Regions from separate parts of the Homo sapiens genome. Here region 1 is linked to region 2. A link is a loop called in an ENCODE intact Hi-C map of the cell type or tissue named here. Cell type or tissue: mammary epithelial cell. All regions are shown on one strand. Links, peaks and the distances in the headings refer to the core of each region. The heading gives the core; the rest is flanking DNA.

Region 1 (8,523 bases), core at 1,875-6,874, 540 kb before region 2:
TGTCACTTGGATCTTGTGGTGAGGACGGCCCCATCTTTCTTGCCACAGATTGAGGCCACTTTTGAGCAAGGGAGATCCTGGAGTTAAGACAGGTGTTGGGGGCAGCCTGTATTTTACCCTAGGGGCAGGTCTGCATGGTGACCCCACATTGCACTGGTAAACCATTTGAGTCCCACTCTTCATCCTGGAAGTGGGAACTGGAGTCCCACCCACAGTGCATTCAGAAAGCATGCTGTGTGGGGGCTGCTTCTCAGGAGGCCAGGCCCTTCTGAGCGGAACCGTCCTGGAGAGAGCCTGCCCTCGTTTCCAGGCTGCAGCCGTAACGCACTTTCTCCCAGGCTGAGGGCGGGTGTTCTGGGGTGTCTGCCCTCTGTCGGCCCTGCTTCCTGCCAGGACGTGGCCTCTTCCGATCCTTTTCTCTCAGACACTGGAGGTCTCTTCTGCCATTGTGCTGGTCCCATCCCAAGAATTGTAGGACAGAGACCACACTGGGTCGGCGGACACAAAGTCCATCCAGGACCCAGGCCGCAGAGGGAGCAGGAAGAGATGCTGATAGTTTGATCTAGAAACCAGCAGCTACTGGCTCAAATTCAGGTTCTGGCGTCAAATAGCGACATTTCCAGTTTCTCTTAAAAACCGTGTTTGGTTTCAGTTGGGATAGGCTTGTTTTGTCTGTTGAAAATGTTTCTAGTTTTTTTTCTTTCATTTTTCTCTCATTCCATTTCTGCCTTAACTTTAGTTTGTTCACAGGGAGGCAAAGCTGACATGAACCTTTTGTCGTGGGACTTCAGGCCACATTGGCTTGAAGGCATTCGTTTCCTTCTGGGGTGGGGACAGGCCCTCATGGCAGGCTTGTTCCCGTGGCTCTGAGCGAGGCCTCTTCCTGCTGGGCTCCCAGACTCCTGCATCCAGGCCCCCACCTTCTCGGCTTCTGGTTTTTCTTTCTTTTTGGTAGAACACAACATCTACCATTCAGTTAAACCTTCTTTATCTCCTCCTTTGGCATCCATTTTTCCAAAGAAGAGTCGAGTCCTCTGAGGTCTGTGCTTGAAAGCCGTCCGAAGGCATTCTTGTTAGCTTTGCTTTTCTCCCCATATCCCAAGGCGAAGCGCTGAGATTCTTCCATCTAAAAAACCCTCGACCCGAAACCCTCACCAGATAAACTACAGTTTGTTTAGGAGGCCCTGACCTTCATGGTGTCTTTGAAGCCCAACCACTCGGTTTCCTTCGGATTTTCCTCCCTTTGTTCGGGGTTTGGTTTGGCTCCTCTGTGTGTGTCCGTATCTTGTTCGGTGTCCTCGAGGTTGAGCTTCACTCCACTGCGGCAGAGGCAGCGTGCACACTCGGATTTGCTACGTTTCTATATATCTTGAAGCTAAATGTATATATGAGTAGTTTGCCATGAGATAACACAGTGTAAACAGTAGACACCCAGAAATCGTGACTTCTGTGTTCTCTCCATTTGAGTATTTTGTAATTTTTTTGAAATATTTGTGGACATAAATAAAACCAAGCTACACTACAACCCTTGGGTGTCTCCCGTGCACTGTCTCATTCCTGGAGAGTGGGCGGGGATCCTGGCTGTTACCCCAGGTGGGGAAGGGACAGAGGGAGAGTCGGCTGTTCCCTGCTGCTCGGGACCCTGTTTGCATCCCAGAGTGGCTTCCAGAAACATCCTCTGTCTGGGAAGAGGCTTTCCCTGGTGAGGGTGCTGTCTTTCTTTGGAGGCTCCCCAAGCAGCGGGATGGGCCCTAAGCAGGCACTGGCATTGGGACTAAGAGCATCTTCCCCCACCCCTTGCCATTCACCCCACACCTCTAATCCGTGGGCGTTACCAGCATGTATGGGCATGTGGCACCCTGCCTGCTCAGGAGACACATCGGAACCACCCCATCCTAGCGGCCTCCTGCCTGGCCCCCATCTGCCTCCCCGTGGCCTACCAGTGCCCCCACACCCCACCCCCAGCCACCCAGCTCTAGAGCTGCACTCCAGGTGGAGGATGCATCCCAGGCCTAAGGGGCTCTAACCCTCCAAAGGGGCTGCAGGCAGCCTGCAGGGTGTGGACATGGCCACAGGGGGGCAGGCGTTGGAATTGCGCTGTGGCTTCAGAACCTGTTGAGGGCATTTTCCTGGAGCCTCAGGATTGTCCCCGGAAATGTGTGTCCACCCTTTGTCATCTGGGATAGGGCCATCAGTTTCTAGGTGTTTGCAGACATGGGGCAAGAGCAGCCCAGAAAGCTGACTGTTGGTAAACTGTCCTCAAACCAGGCAGGGTCCGCCACGTGGTAAAGACTTGGGGAGCAGCAGGCACCAGGCACTGCCTCGCTCAGGACCTGAGAAAGCTTCGCCATGCAAAGACCCGAGTGGCGCACACGATGACGGCCCTTGAGGCGAACAGCAGGGGTCCTGCTCAGCAGCGTGGCTGACCAGGGCACAGGGATGGGCCCGCAGGCTGGCCACAGGAGCCCCAGGTGGCTCTCAGTCCAGGTCTTGGGTGAGAGGATGGCACTGGGGTGGCTGGGAGAGGCTGGAATCCAGGCGCTGTCTTGGTGGGTCTCCGGGACTGTGCCCCTTAGGAAGCTGCAGGGTTTAACAGGTACAGGTCTGTGAAGTGTAGATTTCAGTGTGGTTAAATGGTTGGATCCAAGCGTCTTGAGGAGATAGTAGGTTCATGCTACAACAAGGCCTCATCAGAGCTGGGCAGCTTCTCAGGCATGAACAGCTGTGGCCATTGTCACCACTCTGCCACGCACCCATGTGAGGAAGAGGGCCGGGAATGCTAACCAGACATCTGCTGGGTGGACGGGGCGGAGGGAAATGGTGCTGTCCTCCAGCAGCACCCCAAAGCCAGGCCCTCGCCTCTTGCTGCCCCAACGACGTCCCACGTGCCCTCTGCCCCTTTGTTCCTGGAAACGCATCCTCAGCTTGAGCATGGTGGCTCAGCAGCCCCGCTGGTTCCACTGCAGGTGGGCTAGGAAGATGGCACTTTGCAGGGCATGGTGTAAGTCCCAGGGCCTCAGCACAGTGTAGGTGTGCAGCTGGGTGTGTGGCTGCATTGTTGATAATTGTCCATGGTAAGTCTAGGGAGGGAGAGACCTCACTTAAGCCTCACCTGGGTAAGTCAAGATCACGCATCTGAAGGGCAAGGATGCACCGTGGAGAGATCAGCGGTGGCCTCCCACACACACACGAGATTGCAAGCTTCCAGGCCCTCAAAAATCAGCACTGGTGAGCTATACAATTGTGGATGTGATCAGCTGATGAGTGGTGGCGGGGGGCGGGGGGGGGGGGGGTCAGGGCCAGAGCCCTTCTGTGTGGAAGCTGAGATGTGGGGAGCCGTCATCTGAGCTAAGAGCCCTCACTAGCCCCAGCCTGACCACATGGTGAGACCCAGGGCAGTGTGACTGGGCACCAGCACAGACTTCAGTGACCACCATCAGCCTCACCTGACCAGCCCAGAAGGCTTGGGTACATATCTGAACTCAGAGCTTTGAAATCAGAACCAGCTACCCAGATACTGGGGATGAAGCTGCCAGGCCCCAAAACCAGTGGAAAAGTCTGTCCTGCACTGGACCCCTGGGGCCCTTCCTGCTGCCCAATGGAGACCGAGGAACAGCGGGGTCCTTGGCCTCCCTACCTCCTCCTAAGGAGGATCTGCCAGATGAGCCAGCCAAGGGATGCAGCCGCACATTTGGCCATCCGGTTGGACTGATACGGGCTGCAGGATAAAGCAAGCCCTTTCTGGTTCATAAGGTTCCCGGACCTCCCGTTAGAAGGCGGGGCCTGGCTGGAGCTGGCATCCATCGTGGATCCCCAGGGGGCCAGGAACAGCCTCCTGCTCAGCCCCTGATGAGCTCCAGCTGCAGATGCCTCACCCGGTCCTCTCGGAGGCGGCATTGTCGGCCTTTGACAGTCTCGGTATCTGAGGTCCTTTACCTGAATCCCCACTGGGTTCCTAGCTGCCCTGGAATCCTTGGCAACTCAAGTTCTGGGACCTGGTTCTCTGCTTCTCCAACTCAAGGTGGCTTCTCTAGTGGCTGTCTTTGTCAAGAGTGGTCATTGTTCCCTTTTGACACCTCAGGGACCCAGGCTGCAGAAGTCCCCCTGTATCTCCCACAGCCCAGTTCTGTGTATGCACAGGCACCCGGGCCCCTTCTTAATGAACCAAGTTTGTGGAAGGCACTTGCTCTGCAGATATTGGAGGGATGGATGGATGGGTGGATGGACCCTGCTGGATGGATGGATGGATGGATGGATGGATGGACGGACGGACGGATGGACGGACGGACGGGCCCTGCAGGGCAAGGTTCCTTGCTGCCAGTCCAGATGTGCTATTGGAAAGTGGGTGTGAAGGACCAGATAGAAGGACCTTTTGGGTTGACTTCGGAAGGCTTCCCAGGGACGCCTCTGCTGGGCACCTGGAGACCCTCCCTTCACATTCTCTTGACTGTGCCTGCCGTGTGGGCCCTGCAGTCCCTCTGACTCCAACCCTGGTTGACACCATCGTAGAAGTGGGGAATGGGGCTTGGGGGATCAGCTTCTGATGAACCCCTAGGGTTTGAGTATCCATTGGAGCAAATTAAAAACAGGCTTTTAGAGCACCTTTTAGTTGTCCCAGAGAGGATTCCTGAGGCCATTTCTTGCCTATCCCACTGTTTTCTGGGCATGTGACCACCCAGTCCCCCCCACCCCCCAATCCCCTTGGACCCTGCTGCTGGGCAGCCGTCGAACAGAGTCCATCCCCATCCTGGCCACCAGGTGGCAGTCGTTACAAGGCCCAGGTGCTTGCCCTGGGCCCGCGGCTGCCACAAGACCTGCAGCTCTGGTGTAGGGGCAAGTCAAGGCCCCCGGCGATGGTGGGGAAGGCTGGAGGGTTTGACAGCGAGCATTGTGTAAGAGATCCGACGTTTCCTCGAGGCAGGCGGCCGGACAGGCGGGTCAGAGATCAGGCAACTGGACAGGCCTCAGCAGAGCGGGTTGTGGAGATGGCTGGGAAGAGGGGGCTGAGTGTGGGCAGGTGAGGCTGATGGCTGTGGGCAGGCAGGGCGGGCACGGCTGTGAGAATGAGGGCAAAGGCCTTGTCTAGAGAACAGGAGGTTTCTTCTGTTCTCCGCTGCATCCCCCAAGGCTTGGGAGGTACCCGGTAGGAACTCAATGTTCCTTGTGTGGAAGAGAATCCCAGGATGGCATCAGCAGCGGATGACTTCCAAGAATCATGACTCCCATAACTAACCGCGCCCCCACTCCCCGACAAGCCCCCTGAGCAGCTGCTGGGGGTCCTTGTGTGCCACAAAAGTACCCACCCCCAGTTCCAGACACCTGCTCCTTCCCTCTACGGATGCCCTCCACCCGCTCCCCGCTGAGGATGATACGTCACGCCCCACGCACCCGAGTGGATTCTGCAGACACACTCTGAGCAGGTGCAGGGAGGGCCAGGACCTCCCGACTGCGGGGGGGCCAGGCAATTGTCAGTTCTTGCATATTCCAGGGAAATCATCCCTGTTCCCCCAGAAACCTGTAGCCCAGCCTGGTGAGTGTAGGAATGCCACCTTACCGGGTCCCGGTTCCCGGTTCTCCAGGGAATGCCACCTTACCCTGTCCCGGTTCCCCAGGGAATGGTCCAGGGTTAGCCCAACAGCCTAGGGAGGAAGAAACACAAAACCCAGGGAGGCGATGACCTCTAGGGCAATTCCTTTGATGACGTTCAGTTTCCATGCTAAGTGCTGTGGGCAGTGCTCGATGGCTGTTAGGTGTGTTTCGTTTCTGAGTGGCATCAAGGAATGGGAGCCACTTTCCAAGTTTGCTGACAGGAAAGTCAGGAGTGGCTTCAGATCTTGGTGATGTGGTTTTTGTTTTGAGTGGCCTGAGAAGCATGAGTCTCACAGAGCGCTGATCGATAAAGCAAGAGGCCTTCTCCCGCTGTCCCCTCGCCTCTGAATAGGATGAGAAGCTCCCTCCAAGCTGAGCTCCCTGGGGAGCGAGCCCTGGGGAGCGAGAAGGCCTCCCTGCAGCAGCACAGTGTTCAGGAGACAGACGGGCAGGAAGCTGCCCGCCCTCAGGGGCTTGGCCGGCTCACAGCGCTCCTAAGGCACTCAGCGGCATGAGGCTGGACTCAGACTCCCCGGGCTCAAACTCCACCCTGTTGTGACGTGGGCCAGGTACTGGGTGTGCTTGCCTCAGGATCCAGATCTGTCAAATGGGGGAATGATACCTCTTTCCCAGCAAGGTCGGAGAATGGATTAAGATTCATTCACACGTGGCCTCGTGTGTAGTGAGGACTTCACAAACAGCAAGCAGCGGTGACTACCCTCATCATCACAGCTTGATTCTTTTTTTTTTTTTTTTTTTGAGACAGAGTCTCGCTCTGTCACCCAGGCTGGAGTGCAGTGGTGCAATCTCAGCCCACTGCAACCTCTGCCGCCCAGGTTCAAGCGATTCTCCTGCCTCAGCCTCCCAAGTAGCTGGGACTACAGGCGCCCACCACCATGCCCAGCTAATTTTTTGTATTTTTAGTAGAGACAGGGTTTCACCGTGTTAGCCAGGATGGTCTCAATCTCCTGGCCTCGTGATCCACCCGCCTCGGCCTCCCAAAGTGCTGGGATTACAGGCGTGAGCCACTGCGCCCGGCCCACAGCTTGATTTTTAAGTAGAGAGAAATCCTCTCTGAGATGTGAAAGTCAAACGAATGTGGCTCTCAGTGAGTCCTAGGCCTCGTGGTTTGGAGCTGGTGGCTGCTCCCACTGCCATCTGCTAGGAATAGACCTGGAAGTCAAGGGCAGCTTTTCGGACCCGGCCAGAGGGCAGTACTCCCACAGTTCGGGAGGCAGGGCAGGTTCTCAGAAAAGAGAGGCTGACAGGGACGATTCCCACGTGTAGAAGCAATCTGTGTTTTGTTAGAAAGTTCTAGGAAGAGGGCCTAAGATTTGACAAGCCAAGAGTAAGCGGGAAGCCCCTTATTCTTCATTTTGACCAGTTCTGGGCAAAGACAGCCCAGACCAGAGGACAGCCACCCAACACCACATTTTCTAGGAAGTCTGAAGCTCTTCCAAACAACATAAATGTGGGGAGGGTAAGTCTGCAGTTCCAGGAAAAGCATGGGACTAACAGGGCCTGAGTCTACAGAGGCTCAAAGGAGCGGTGTGACTTTGAAAAGCCACTAAACCTCTCTGTGCTTCAGCTACATGTGTATCAGGGACCGTGAGACCCGCTTCACTGAGCTCATGACCATGAAGGGTAAAGCAGCATCACATGAAAGCACAGGGAAAGAATCACTGGCTCCAAGCAGGGTGGACTGCACGGAGGAAGTGGCATTTCAGACAGGTCTACATGGATGAATCAGATATTGATGGGCAGAGAAGAGGTGGACTTGGCCTGCAGGAAGATCCTAAACACAGGAACCGATTGTGGCCCACAAAGGTTCTGTGGCTGTAGTACAGGGGGCTGGCAACGTGGCGGGTGGCTGGCTCGGGAAGATGGGCTGGGCTCTGTTTGGTGGAAGGAATTTCTACCTGATTCCTTAGGGTCTGGGGAGCCAGGGTAGGTGTCATGGAAGACTAGAAGAGGGGATGGGCTCAGGCCCGTGTTTACAGCCCCCCAGCTTCAGGGTGGAAGATGGATGTGAGGGTAGACAGGAGGCCAGGAGTCCAGCAGGGGCGCAGAGAGGAGTGGTGGGGCTCCAGGAGGCAGCAGGCAGTGACACTGAGGAAGGCTATGGCCCATGGGGGAGGCCGGGGCTCAGGTGGGAAAATCATAACCAAGGTGGGGAGGCCGTGGTTGGGAGGGAGGCTGTGGCCCAGGTGGGGAGGTAGCCTTTCTGACTGGCCCTAAGTGGTCACAGCAAGATGATAAGACACTGTCATGAACGCCAGACTCCCCAAGGCTGGCAACAGGCCCCAGAACCCCTGTTGTTTGTTGTGGATTTGTGGTCAGGGATGTCTTATATGTCCCCAGAACACAGGGCCCATGCAGTGAGGGAACTGGGGGCTGCACAATCCCAGACCAGGCCCAGCTTGGCGACAACAGGGACCCGGCCGTGACCCCTCATGGCCATTAATCACCATGCGTGGAGGAGCCCTCCCAGGCCTCTGAGAAGGGGCCTTGGTGAGCTTCCAGCGTCAGGTGACGAAGATGGTCAGAGGCCAGATGGCGAGGGACTGCCACACTCACGAGAGCTTTGCCAGATCCACAAAGGGGCACTGGGAGGCAGTGGGCACAGCCCGGGCAGACCCAGGCCCAGCGACGCCTGCACGCAGCAGGCACATGGTGTCCATCTGTGGAATGAACCCTTGGCGGATGGAGGGGGAAGAATGACCCGAACCTCGCCCTCCAGCCCCTAGTCCCTGCCTGTGGAGTCAAAAGGCAGGATGGGCGCTGGCCAGCCACATCAGCTCCAAACTCTTTGAGATTTCAACTTTTGGGGCATTTTACAATCTGAGCATCTTGGTGCCTATGCTCCCTCGAGCCTGTCAAGCAAGTGCTCACTTCAGAGATCACTCCCTGGCTTCATCAGGACACTGCTCAAAC
Region 2 (8,523 bases), core at 2,209-7,208:
TCTCCAAAGCTGTGCCAAATGGCAAGAGATCTTCCTTCTTCTCCAAAGTCACATCCTGTGTGTGCTATTAGAGCCAAATGTAAGAATCTATCTAAGGAGTGGGAACATTTCAGTTTCTAAAGTAGCTGCATAAGCACACGGAGTTACCTGCAGCTTCAATTTTTTTTTTTTTTTTTTTTTTTTTGAGACGGAGTCTTGCTCTGTTGCCCAGGCTGGAGTGCAGTGGCGCGATCTCGGCTCACTGCAAGCTCCACCTCCCGGATTCACGCCATTCTCCTGCCTCAGCCTCCCAGGTAGCTGGGACTAGAGGCGCCCACCACCACGCCCGGCTAATTTTTGTATTTTTAGTAGAGACGGGGTTTCACCATGTTAGCCAGGATGGTCTCGATCTCCTGACCTCGTGATCTGCCCACCTCGGGCTCCCAAAGTGCTGGGATTACAGGCATGAGCCACTGCACCCGGCCACCTGCAGCTTCAATTTTATAAAAAGTGAATGATGGAATATTGCCATCTACTTAAAGATATAGCCTTCAAAAAAAAATAGTACCGATGGCATTACAAGATCCATGGTCGATGATAAGAAACTGAATAATGCAGCAAGTGAGAAGGGAAGCTATACTGAGATGAGGACAGAGGTCAGTGTGTGAAACTGTGATACTACCATGAGATCCTAGGCCCAGGCAGCTGTGAGCAGGACTAGCAGGACCAGACAATGAGAAAAACATTTAGACACTTTAGCTTTAAAAACCTCCTAAAAGAATTCTCTCTGCTAGGACATGGAATAATAATCTATATAGTAAAAATTGTATTTAAGATAAATTCTTTTGCAGAGGAGAAATGTAGGGGTTTCAAGGGACAATAAAAAAAGCAGCTGTGATTCCTATCTTGTGCCCTTACATGTAACAGCAGAAGAAACCAATGGAATGCTCAACTTCCTATCGAGGTGAAAAGAAAAAAAATGAAAGAACAGGACTTGCTCTGTCTGGGGAGTCCAATGGGCTCTACTATGGTTTGAATGTGTGTGTCCCCCATGACTCCTATGTTGCAACTTAAAACTCAATGTGACAGTGAACAGCCACGGCCTTTAGGAAGTGACAAAGTCATGAGGACTCTGTTCTCATGAATGGGATTTGCAACCTTTCAAAAGGGCTAGAAGGAACTAGCTAAGTCTCTTTCTGCCTTTCTGTCCCTTGTGCCATGTGAGGACACAGCGTTTGTCCCCTTCAAGGAAGTGATGTTCTCTGAGAAGCACAGACCTGGCCCTCGCTAGACACTGAACCTGCCGGTGCCCTGATCTTGGACTTCCTCGCCTCCAAAACTGTAAGAAATAGGTTTCTGTTCTTTATCCATTATCTAGTCACAGGTATTTTGTTACAGCAGTACAAACTAAGAAAGTTCCCAGTGATGTCACCTCTGGGAGCAGCAGTTTGACTTTCTGTGGTGTAAATCATGTCAAGTCCTGAAGCATATAGCTGTTATCATTATTGACCTCAAAAATTTCACCCCACTGTGTAAAACGTCTACATTTGACAATGATAGAGGTTAATAACATTTAGTGACCAAGATCCATCACAACTTCCAAGTTATATTAACATTCAGGAAGAAAAATGAAGGGAAAGTTAGCTAAATTTAAATGTCAATCTAATTTGATTTCTATATTATTGAACATCCCCTATGCCATACAATGCAACTAGGTTAACTTTTCAATATGATGCCAGTTTTACTACTGATCCAGCTCTTTTTGAGTGCTCCTTACCTTGTATTTGAGAAAAGTAAATACATGTCAAGAAAAGAGCCAAAGTTTTTCACTGAATTTAGGTCACAAAGATTTTCTGTTTGAAATGACAGAAAGGGATTTTCATTTTAATATACTTTATTATTTAAAATGCATTCTAAAATCCACTCTTTTTGTTTAAAGAGATGCCCATGTAGGGAGGGAAATCTATAATTCGTTGGTATTTACAGAGAAGTTAATTCTTCAGTAAAAGTGAACTGCAACTGTTACAAATACATTCTAATACCATTTCCTTTCAGAACAGTATTTGTTGCTGCCATTATTATTACTACTATTGCTATTACTATTGCTATCTAGGCAAATCAAGAAATATGAAAAGCAGCAACACAGGGTCATGACTTTATGCTCACGAATCACATACATGACGTCTATGCAGAGAGTGACAGCCCATGGAAGGAGATCCTTGGGGCTGCCGGCTGACTCACCACCACCATTCGCTGACTCACCACCACCATTCGGTTCTGTGCGTGTCCCCGTCACTGGCTTGAATGATGATTTGGTCATTGACTCAATGTAGAGCTGCTGACCCAGATTTTTAATTTTGTTCACACTGGCATAGACCTGCTGCAAGGTCATCTTAGGGAAAGGAATGATAAAATATGTTTCAAAAATTATAAAAATGTCCACTAAAAGATACATAAACAAAATACACTTAGCTTCTGTTTCTTTGAAGATATAATGACTGAAGCACAGTAATCACTTTAATCCAGTTTCCTGCACCATGCCACAGTATACTGGTACCAACAAATTCTAAATAAATCTGTTCACAATATGCTAATTTTTAGAACGCATACAATTAATTCAAATATCACTTTCCAAAGGTGATATTTTCTTTTTACAGACTTTTTTTTCCAAACCAAAATGGATGAAAATATCTGTTATCAGTTGAGGTCTTCAAGTCAGGAATATATACTAAGATGTCACCACATTCAGAACCGAGGTAGTACAGAAAACACGATGCCTGTATAAGAATGTGACATAAGCCCATGCACCTGCTCCGCCTTCGTCTCCTCCACACGGTGCCCACTGGCCTCACTGGAGGAGGCGATGCTGACAAGCTGCTCCTGCGACCCGCTGCTCCCCAGGCTCCCGTAGCCGCTGGACACGCTCACGTGAACTGGCTGGAAGGACAAAGAGGAACAAGTCCAGAATTGCTGGCTGTTCAAATGCAGCCACCGCAGAGCTCATCTAGAATCATGTAAAAATTAAGATGACAATTCCTGAAATACTAAATTAGGTGTGTGCAGGTTGGTACTTTTAATGCTGATGCTGACACGAAAGGCACTCCTCTGTCATTTCGGCAATTTTCAAGAGCAAGGTCTTATGTTCTAGTCTAGGTAGGTATTTCCAGGACAACATATTGTTAAAAAGCCATAGTATAATTAATTTTTTAAAACAGGAAAATAAACTCTAGTTCTTTATGCCCAGTTTAGAATACAGAGAACAAACTAACTATATATTATACTTTTTCCAAGAACGTGGCAGGTATTTCATGCACCCTAGAGATTTTATGGGAGACATTCTGAAAACCACCGAGGACAGTTACTCTACACGACACCATTAGTTCTATTTACCACTTATTCATTGAATCTCTTGTAGAAAACACCTTTAGTTATTTCAACACATACATTTTCCCACTTTTACCTTACAATAGTTAAGAGAAACTGAGACCTACCATCCCTCTCCTCCCATCTTTAAAACTGAAATTATTTTAAAAATCCTGAAGCCAAAACCCAAAGGCTGAGCACGCTGGTGCCTTTGGAATGTAATAATTCTCTCAGTCACGTGGTTTGCTGTCTTACAATGGGTTCTTACAAAAATATTCTGTGTAACACAGAATAAGGAACAAAGAATAAAATTTAATTTAAAAACGAAAAGAGAAAGACAAAAATTTCTGGAATGTAGAGGGCAAAGATTTGTCTCCCTTTACAGTTTATTTTTGTGAAGTGAATTTACTGAGCATTAAAACAAAACACAATTCAGGGAACTTTGCATTTTTAACAATCTCACCTTACCTGTAAGAGAAGTTTGTAAATTTGTTCTTGTAATTCTGTTATGTCTTTGTCATTATCGTTCATCTTTTTAATTTTGGTAGCAAAAACATCCTCATTTAGTGGGCTCCTAGAAAATGCCCAGTGAGAGACTGAGTCAAACAATTTAAATGAAGTCGAAAGTGATTTTTAATAGACTATTCCAAGAATAGATCTATGCTTTTACAAAACAATTCTTTGACTCCAAAGAAAAAATATGAGGCTAGAATTCTATTCATGAAGGTACAGAAAATAATAAGAAACAAATGAGACATTAACAGGCCCCTTAAGTTTCTCTAAAGCACTCATCTTTCTGTAATGGTTTCAGTGCTATATATGTACAAATCTGAAATCAGGGACAAGTAACCTCCTTAGCTACTAAAATATCTTCAGCAAATAACTGGTTTCAAAATTTGACAGTAACTGAGTAACTGTAACTTACTCTAAGAATTTTAAAGACCCCAAGTTTTCCAAACAACATTTAATGTTTATTGCACCTAACACTTAAGCTATCTAATTAAGACAGTTCTGCAACCCACCCTAGTGGTGAAAATGTAGCTATTACAATACCTTCGGTCTTATTTATACTCAAATTTTAGAGCATCTTCAATCTATGACCTGAATACAGTGAATGGCACACATGCCAACAGAGAGGATTACAAAGAAGGGAAGGAACTGATGTTTACTTGGGACCTTCTATGTGACAGGCACTGTACTATACTAGTTTTTTTTTTTTTTTTTTTTTTTTTTTGAGACAGAGTCTTGCTCTGTCACCCAGGCTGGAGTGCAGTAGCATAATCTTGGTTCACTGCAATCTTTGCCACCCAGGTTCAGGCGATCCTCCTGCCTCAGCCTCCCGAGTAGCTGGGATTACAGGTGCACGCCACCACGCCTGGCTAATTTTTGTATTTTTAGTAGAGACGGGGTTTCGCCATGTTGGCCAGGCTGGTCTTGAACTCCTGACCTCAAATGATCCACCCGCTTCGGCCTCCCAAAGTGCTGGCATTACAGGAGTGTGCCACTGCACCCAGCCTGTACTAGTTTTTATAACATAGAAGAATACCTGACATTTTGAAAATCCTTATTATTCCAAGTGCTTTACACGTATTTTCTCCTTCACCTGATTAAATACCTTTTCCAGGTGGCCTGGCAGGTAAGGGGGAAGCAGGTGTTCACGAAGGGACCAGAGTCTGGGCTCCAGAGTCCACCCTGTGTGCCACCACACTGTACTGCCTGTGGGTACCTTGGTAAAGCAAGTCCCATTCGTGAGGCATACTGAATCAGCTGCATCAGCTCACGGAGTTCTCACAACAACCCAGAAAGTAGGAATTATCCCCGATACACAAAGTCAGGGGATGAGGTACTCTGAGGAACTGGCCCAAGTTCACATAACCGAGAAGCAGCAGTTAGGATTTGAATCCGCCTACGTCTGACCCCCAAGCCTGGGCTGTCCTTTTTCCATTATGCCAGCCTGCCGTTTCTCAACTGATACATGCAGCTCAGTTACCTAAAAACTGAAACAGTTTCCCAAAGGCAGAAATTATCAAGACAATCATAGGATGCTGACAGTATCGTAAAAGCAGTCAGGAATATCTCCACGTCTAGGGACTATTCACTCACCCTGCACATTTCCATCACAGTGGAACAGCTGCACCAATCGCCTTTCTCTACTTTAGCATCTAGACTGTATCTAGATCAATATCTATCTGCATGGCGTCAGGTACACCATATGTCTGTGGCAAGCAGTACCTGAATATATAACCTTATTTCACAACTTGACACACTATACGTTTTATGTAACTGTCTCTCCCTATATCCCACTGCCAGGTAAGTGCCACGGGGTGAGGTATTTTGTCTACTTTGTTCACTCCTGGATCTTCAGTACCTAGAACAGTGTCTGGTCCATAGCAGGCACCCACTACATATTTGCTAAAGGAACAAATACATGGTTGATTGATCTGGGAATAAAAGTACACCTGGTTCCTAATATAAACACATTGTGAGCTTGAAAACCTTTCAGAGGTATTTGGAATTTGTTTTTTGAGTGAAATGGAAATAGAACAGATTGCTTTATGAGATTTACATATTCCTAGTTGTGAAAATTTCTACAAAACTAAATTGTGTATGTATGTGTGTGTGTGTATGTAATATATATATATATATATATATATTTTTTTTTTTTTTTTTTAAGAGACAGGGTCTTGCTCTGCTGCCCAGCCTGGAGTGCAGTGGTGCAATTCTGGCTCACTACTGCCTTGAACACCTGGACTCAAGCAACCCTCTTGCCTCAGCCTCCTAAGTAGCTGGGACTACAGGCACGTACCACCATGCCCAACTAATTTTTGTTTTTAAATTTTTTGTAGAGAAGGGGTCTCACTATCTTGCCCAGGCCAGTCTTGAACTCCTGGCCTCAAGTGATCCTCCTGCCTCAGCCTCCCAAAGTGCTGGGATTATAAGCGTAAGACACTAAAATGTATTTTAAGTCAGTAACTATGTAATGCAGAACTGATTAATCTGCAGGCAATAAGGAGACAGCCTTCATGAAACAGCAACAAAAATGCCATGAAGTATTTATTGCTTTGCTGTGTATGTGAAGTGAAGTAGGAGTAAGAGAGAAAACTTGGCTGCAGTCTCCACTTTCACTCCTCCCGAAGTGATCCCTGGGAAGGCTACTCTAGTTTACTGAGTATGGATTTTACCTGTAAAATGAGAGCTGAGGACACCTGACCTGCTTGCCTGCAGTGCTGCTGGGAAGGACTGAGAGAGATACAGGCAGGGTCCCTTGCTAAACAGTCTTGCAGCCCCCTTCCCATTTCAACTGTCACACTTACCAAACTCTAGTTATATATGACAGTGCCATTTTTATTTACTGTCTCTCCCATTACAGTGTGGGTTTCCTGATGGTAAAGAGAATGTTTTGATTACCATTACATTCTCAAGGCCCAGCACACTGTCTTACACAGAGCTTTATACTTTATAAATATAATGAATAATTAATATTTTATGAGCAAGATTAATACCTACTAGACCTTAAATCCTTTCCCTCACATAATCTTTGTTGTTAAGATGTAAATACCAGTGTAATTTTTTAAAATACTGAAAACATTCTGAATATTCATTATATGTTGCATAATTTCACATATATTTCATCAAAGAACTGAAAAGAGAGCTTCAGAAATCCAGGCCGTATCTTTAACCCTGACTGGGGCTGGGGAACACAGACCATCAACGAGCCCCAGATGGAAGCCTCATGAAGGCATCTTACTGGCTGCAGTTTCCTACGTTCATGCCAAGCAACCATCGGATTTCATGTTCATTTCCCAATAGGTTTCCGTACTTGGGGGGTATGGGGTGGGGAGAAGGGACAAAGTCCTTTCTGAGCAATACCAATGGTAATTACTTGGCAGCTGTATTTCTTAATAATCAAATTCGTTTTCTAGCACAAATCAGTCTCATGAGTTAGGGCGGCCAGGAGCCCATTTCTTCCATTAAGTTCTACACGTGCTCTGCGGAGGGGCCAAACCCTGGAGTAGAAAGAGGTAAGAGCAACCTTGAGACCTCTTCTCACCATGGCTCGGCATCATCTCTACTGTAATATTAACAGGTGATCAAATACGTCTTACTGGTAGATCTACTGTTCTCAGGTTCATGTTCATGTAGACAATGCTGTATAACAAGATACCAAAAAACATAACTTCTCGATCTCAGCATGATACTGGAGTCAAGTAAAATTTCCATGCTTAAAAAAGATAGACATCAGAGGGAAACCTAGAGCCAGGTCAAAAGGCCTAGAGTTCAATTAAAAATGGACCACAGGGTTGGGCGTGATGGCTCACACCTGTAAGCCCAGCACTTTGGGAGGCCAAGGTGGGTGGATCATTTGAGGTCAGGAGTTCGAGACCAGCCTGGCCAACATGGTGAAACCTGTCTCTATTAAAAATACAAAAATGAGCTGGGTGTGGTGGCGTGCACCTGTAATCCCAGCTACTGGAGAGGCTGAGGCAGGAGAAACGTTTGAACCCAGGAGGCGGAAGTTGCAGTGAGCCGCGATCAGGCCACTGTACTCCAGCCTGGGTGACAGACTGAGATCCTGTCTCAAAAAAAAAAAAAGGACTAAAGATTCAAGGGCCTAGGGGTAGGGGTACTGTAGCCTACAAGAAGTTGTGGGCCGGGCTGGTCTCGTTCCATTCCACATGATGCTGTTACGTGGATGGGCAACAGCAAGCAAACAAGCTGGTGTCAGCTGTGCTGGCAGGAAAAGAAGTATTAAAAAATGGACACAGTCCGGGCGCAGTGGCTCGTACCTTCAAAATTCCAGCACTCTGGGAGGCTGAGGCAGGAGGATGCTTGAGTACAGGAGTTTGAGACCAGCCTGGGCAACATGGCAAAACCCCATCTCTACAAAAAATACAAGAAAGGGCTGAATGTGTTGGCAGGCACCTGTGGGCCCAGCTACTTGGGAGGCTGAAGTGGGAGGATCACCTGAGCCAGGGGAGGTTAAGGCTGCACTGAGCTGTGATCGCATCACTGCACTCCAGCCTGGGCAACAGAGGGAGAACCTGTCTCAAAGAAAAAAAAAAAAAAAGACACAAACAAGTGGAATTTGATGGCGGAAGGCTGATATAAAAAGTTTTACATGCTCACTAAAGAGATCTTTAAAAAAAAAAAAAAAGAAAGAAAGAAACACTTGTAGGTCCT

Evidence for each region. Peaks named below come from ENCODE experiments on the same cell type or tissue, not always from the same donor. Only the 100,000 strongest peaks of a DNase experiment are listed, where the experiment ranks them.
Region 1: it touches region 2 in a loop (15-fold over the local background); 3 of 110 quality-filtered maps call a loop at or near these places.

Annotation. Positions count from the first base shown.
Region 1 is chr1:8,345,406-8,353,928 of GRCh38, reverse strand. RERE (arginine-glutamic acid dipeptide repeats) reads left to right here. Exons shown (of 23, transcript NM_001042681.2): 23 at 1-1,525. Among named protein-coding and RNA genes, the nearest start is that of SLC45A1, 32 kb to the right of the region's middle. RefSeq lists an enhancer at 3,246-4,066. In mammary epithelial cell, for the core only: CTCF peaks have their summits at 2,066 (motif pointing right) and 4,756 (motif pointing right); no DNase peak of the experiment used is centred there.
Region 2 is chr1:7,804,286-7,812,808 of GRCh38, reverse strand. It overlaps PER3 (period circadian regulator 3), which reads right to left. Exons shown (of 22, transcript NM_001377275.1): 11 at 3,811-3,916; 12 at 2,788-2,916; 13 at 2,221-2,371. LOC124903833 (a long non-coding RNA gene) reads left to right here. Exons shown (of 2, transcript XR_007065450.1): 2 at 1,205-3,672. Among named protein-coding and RNA genes, the nearest start is that of PER3, 24 kb to the right of the region's middle. RefSeq lists a silencer at 1,334-1,534. In mammary epithelial cell, for the core only: a CTCF peak has its summit at 4,370; a DNase peak (open chromatin) is centred at 2,218.